Regions from separate parts of the Homo sapiens genome. Here region 2 is linked to region 1. The links are chromatin contacts, found by Hi-C or POLR2A ChIA-PET in ENCODE. All regions are on one chromosome and are shown on one strand. The core of a region is the stretch at or near the end of the contact, and the rest is flanking DNA. Distances in the headings are between cores, read along the strand shown.

Evidence for each region. A loop is a pair of places that touch in the nucleus more often than their neighbours do. ChIA-PET counts read pairs that join two places held with the same protein, here RNA polymerase II (POLR2A).
Region 2: a loop to region 1 is called in a map of heart right ventricle, with 2.1 times the contacts of the local background. The contact joins two enhancer-like sites. A Hi-C loop is called at or near these places in 1 of 168 maps with a recorded cell type or tissue (heart right ventricle). POLR2A ChIA-PET finds 5 or more read pairs at or near these places in 1 of 52 experiments (activated CD4-positive, alpha-beta T cell).

What each region holds. Positions count from the first base shown.
Region 1 is chr10:19,827,284-19,829,983 of GRCh38, forward strand. All of the region lies in intron 1 of PLXDC2 (plexin domain containing 2), which reads left to right. Among named protein-coding and RNA genes, the nearest start is that of PLXDC2, 12 kb to the left of the region's middle. Within about 2 kb of position 1,404, at least 4 of the 41 ENCODE cell types and tissues checked have a DNase peak (open chromatin) inside an H3K27ac peak, as active enhancers do.
Region 2 is chr10:19,876,384-19,879,083 of GRCh38, forward strand. The region is part of intron 1 of PLXDC2 (plexin domain containing 2); the gene reads left to right. Among named protein-coding and RNA genes, the nearest start is that of PLXDC2, 61 kb to the left of the region's middle. Within about 2 kb of position 1,305, at least 2 of the 41 ENCODE cell types and tissues checked have a DNase peak (open chromatin) inside an H3K27ac peak, as active enhancers do.

The DNA.
Region 1 (2,700 bases), core at 154-2,653:
TCTTTATATCTGATGGGACAAACCGGTCCTCCTTGTTCTTGCTCTTCAGAAGCTGGCTATTTCAGGAGGTTCTTTCCTTTTCCAGAGCCATTTTAGAATAAACATTTCAGATTTTGCTACAAACTCTTGGGCTTTTGATTGCAATCTTATGAAGTCTCTGGGTCATTTTGTAAATAATTCAATTTCTAAACAACTGGGAGACTACGTAATTTCTTTTCTACAACATCCAATGGCCAGAACAAGTACCACAGGGCTTCATAACAATTTTCTTTTTCTTTTTCTTTTTTTTTTTTTTAAGACAGAGTCTCACTTTGTTGCCCAGGCTGGAGTGCAGTGGCACGATCTTGGCTCACTGCAACCTCCACCTCCCGGGTTCAAGTGATTTTCCTGCCTCAGTCTCCCAAATAGCTGCAACTACAGGCGCGCCACCACACCCGGCTAATTTGTGTATTTTTAGTAGAGATGGGGTTTCACCATGTTGGCCAAGCTGGTCTCCAACTCCTGACCTCAAGTGATCCACCCATTTTGGCCTCCCAAAGTGCTGGGATTACAGACATGAGCCACCGCGCCCAGCCATCATAACAAATTGTTAATAGTGACTATTTGACTGTGACCTTTTTTAGTTGAAATGAAATTTCCAGATGGAGAGCTGGGGAGGTTTTCTTATCACATCATCAGACTAACCATACATCTAATTGTTTCCTAGGAAACAAATGGGGAATGATAGTTTAATTAAAATGAACAACTCAGTTAAGGGAAGGAAATGTTAATACCTGGCTTCTTAGGAACTATCACGATGGAGGAGTGAGCTCAACTCAAATAACACATGGACATGATGATATTTTCGCAATGTGCCTCTTCGCATCTTATCTCTGGACCAGCAACGCTCCAATCAAGACTTTGTCTTAAGTTTGCTGCATCCTAAGAAACAGCTTTGGAAAGAAAGGTAAAATCTCCAAGCTTTAGGATCCTCCTTAACAATGGCTCACTAGCTGATTCATTTCGATCCCATTGGAGATTTACTTTGAATGAGAGTACAGTTTGCAAGTTGCTACCCCTCCATAGACAATAGAATTTATTATTTTATTTAGACTACAGGCATTTGCAAAGGAGAGGGGTACAATTTTGTTGTTTGATTTGAAAATGTGAACTCCACCTCCAGCTCAGCACAGTCCATGACTGGCTACGGCTCTGAAGTCAGGCTTGGTGATCTGAGTATTTTTTAATCAGGAGTACATGGAAAAGCCAGGCAGCTTGTTTTATTTCTTGGTTGTTTAGCCTTCTTTATCTTTTTAACATCTGTTGTTCATTTCAGATATTTTTAAAAACAAGCAAGATTTAAAGTCATTCTGCACATGACAGTCTCATTGTCTGGACATTGCAAAACAGCTCCATGCAGGAAGCCAGATTGGTGCAATCTCAGTTTTGTCAAGCTGTTTTTAGAAGAGGTGTTTGAAAATAGGCATGGCCAATAAGAAGCTGATTTTTTTTTTAAGCCAAGGACTTTTGTTTGACTTCAGATGGCTTTTCTCCAGCCCCCAGTTCTATTGTTCTGTCTTCAACAGGCCTGGCCTTTCTAGCCTGGCTGACTGCAAAGGCTTCCCACCTTACCTCCAAAGTTGCCCTGCTGGAACCCATTCTTCATTCCACAGCCAGAAAGATCTTTCTAAAATGCAAATCTGACTGTGTCCCTCCTCTGTTGGAACCACTCCTGTGCCTTTCCGTTGCTCTCATGCTGAAGGTATCTGGTCCTGTTTGACCTCTTCAGGTTCAAGTTCAGCACTTTCTGTCCTTCCCCAGGATCCCCGTACATTGTCTCTGTTCTGAAATTGTGCACGTGCTTTTACCTCTTTTTGGTGCACGCTTTCCTCTTTTTTTTTTTTTTTTTTTTTTTTTGGCTTTTTGTCCTTCAGATCTCCACTTAGCCTTGATGTCTTTATCGTTTCACTGATCATCAATAGTAATTACTTGTGCCTGCATTTGACTATAAACTGCCTTCTGTGACTCATTCTCCAGTGCCTCCCTAGCTCCAAGCATAGGAAGCTCTCTGAAAATTTGCTGTAGGATGCTTGTTAGCGTTCCACTTTTATAAATGGTGCTGTGTTTGTTCAGGTTTATCACTCATGCAAAGAGTTTTGTTGATACTTTCTTACCACATGTTTCTTTGAGCAAAATTTCTAAGTTACAATTTCTGTAATGTGATGTCCTGGGTTAAAGTATCAACGACAGGCCAGGCACGGGGGCTCATGCCTATAATCTCAGCACTTTGGAAGGCCTCTACTAAAAATACAAAAAATTAGCCAGACGTGGTGGCGGGCACCTGTAGTCCCAGCTACTCGGAGGCTGTGGCATGAGAATCACTGGAACCCAAAAGGTGGAGGTTGCAGTGAGCCGAGATCATGCCACTGCACTCCAGCCTAGGCAACAGAGTGAGACTCCATATCAAAAGTAAAAATTTAAAAAAAAAGTCAAAATGTACAGAGAAGGTAGAGATGGAGTGACTGCAAAGTAAGATAATTTGTCATATATATTTGTGAAGAACTGAGAACTCATTTACAAAGGATGATTTACAAATTGTCCAGTCATATACTAAGCTAGCAAGAACAGAGAAAGGGATACTTTAATCGGTGTTATCAAGAGTAGTTTTAAATTTCTGAGCTTTGTAAATCTGAATAACATTTCAAAGGCTGTGAAAGGACA
Region 2 (2,700 bases), core at 55-2,554, 49 kb after region 1:
TGCATGTATATCTTCCTCTAAGAAAGGAAAAGATTTTAAAAGCCAATTTTTAGAGAGGAAACAAAGCAATTAGCCGGGCGTGGTGGTGCATGCCTGTAGTCCCAGCTACTCAGGAGGCTGAGGCAGGAGAATCACTTGAACCCTGGAGGCAGAGGTTACAGTGAGCTGAGATTGTGCCACTGCATTCCAGCCTGGACAACAGAGTGAGATTCCATCTCAAAAAAAAAAAAAAAAAAAAAAAAGAGAGAGAGAGAGAGAGAGAAACAAAGTATCACTACATCTGAGTAGTTATGACAGAATCACTCCTGTATGTGTCTAGTGATAGGAACTCTGTATATCAGTGTTTTTCAATTTAATTTCACAGTGTTTCATAGATTTTTGAGTTATGACAATGTTGCATAGCAGATAAAAGCATTTCTGTTTCTAACAACTGTAACTGTTGTCAGGTTAAATATTATCTTTTGGCTAGCTTAAAGTTGTTAAACTCAGATGTTTCATAGGTGTTATTACAAATTACATTGCAGGTACTTAAAAAAACTCGTACAAAAACGTATCTGATCTTCTGGTAATTAATATTAGCCATAGATTGCCCACATTGAAAGAAGGTTAGAAAATATGTGATTCTATCTAAAATGAAAATTCAATTAAAGATTTGAAGATGACCTCAATAAGTTGTTTGCATTTCACCGAATATAAATTGATCACTGAATTCTGTGGTGGTAAAATAACACTAGTGATATTCTGATAAAAGCTATTTATTTTTTAGATCAGTAAAATAAGGGAGGGAAAGTGAAGTGAGATAGAATGAGGAGAGAGAGGGAGGGGAGTTGAAGGGAGATAGAATGAGAAAGAGAGAGAGGGAGGGGAGAGAGGGAGAGAGAGAATTAGATGATATAACTGTAGCAAACTGGGACTTGACAAAGTTTTTCTAGGTCAACATTATTTCTATTAGTTTGTATTCAAATCCAACTCCATAGATTGTTCTTCGCCCCCATAACTCAGTCTCCCTTTCTTCCAGGGTAATACAATTCTTAGTTGGGCACATGGCTTATTAGCTTATGAAGTATTTTCTCATACACCCATGCATCTAGATATGACTATGTGACTAAGTTTTTGCCCATTATGAGTAGAAATGATGTGTGCAAAATCTCTCTTACTTTTACTTTAAAAAGTAAAAGATTGCTTCCTTTCCGTGTGGGCTGGAATGTGGACCTGATAACCCAGCCTCAAGTATGTATCCAAGGGCCATGCCCTAGTGGATCGATGAAGTAGATGGCACCGGCGTTCCCGAATGACCTAATGGAGCAAAACTACTCTCTCGGCCTGGCCGCCTGCCTGCCTCTGGAGAGAAAAATAAACTTGTAACTTCATTGAGCCACTATTCGGGGCCTTTTTATAATAGCTTAGTCTGTCCCTTAATTATTTCAGTGCTTGAAGTATATTCTTTAAAGCTTTAATGAGTTTTCCTTCCCTCTTATTTGGTCCTCAACATGGGTTTTGCATCAATGGAGTAGCATGTCCTACTTAACAAAATGCCAGAAAGTAAGTGCCTTGGTGAGGCTTTAAGCAGCTTCCAGCAGCATTGCCACAATATGTCCCATAATGATCAACCCTGATGAATTTTGAGAATATGCATAGTAAAGACATTTAGACTGGGCTTGAGCAAGAAAGAATTTGTCAAGTCATTGAAAATAAGTAAGAATGACTGTTCTATAAGCTATAAATGTACTTTTTACAAATTATTGGCTATAACATATGTGGAATATAAATATTTGGAAAATATCATATGGGCATCACATATTTTTTTTTATCAGACTCTTGATTTTTTTTTTTAAAGAGATAGAGTCTCACTCTGTCACCCAGGCTGGCATGAGATTATGCCATTGTAGCTCATTGCAGCCTCAAACTCCTGGGCCCAAGTGATCCTCCTGTCTCAGCCTCCTAAGTATCTGAACTACAACCATGTACCAGTATACAAAAATAAAATAAAATAAAAGCTTATTGCCATCTCGTGGATTTAAAAAATGTATTTTCTTGGAAAAGAGCATAAACATTTAAAGAAACATTAAGGTTGCAAATTCCATTAGTAAATACGATCTTGAGTCTAGCTGAAGTAAAATAATTTTTTTCTGTGAATGATAGAATTCCCAAAGAAAGTCTTTGGATAACTATAGTAGTCAATTCTAGGCAAACTCCTTTAATGTATAATGTGCTCATTGGCATTTGGATTATTTAATCCATCAATAAGCTATCCTTACCCCCGACAGTTAATTGAAGCTCATATGGTTTAAGGTATTTCTGTTGTATTGGTTGCATTGCATAGTTTTCACAACTTAATTTGTTTTTATTGCCAAAATAAATCATTTTGTGTCTTTTTTCCACTAACACTTTTCAGCTTCAAATTGCCCTGTCATCTCCCACATATTAGAGAAGATATATAAAACGAACTGTGGCTTTTTCTGGGTGTCATAGTATTTTAAAATGGCTTTCGTTAGCCATTTTGATTTTCAGCAGTAAACTTGAGTCATACCATGGGGAATTAAGAAGAAGCAGAGGGTTTCTCCTCCACAAAGGTATAGAATATTTCCTTTTTAGCTTAGTCTAATCCCAAGCTTCCTTAGTTTGTATTGATGCCACTGCCTTACACAGGTTGGTCTTTAAGTAAGTGGTCTTGTCTCTGCCTGTATCATTAGCCAGTGA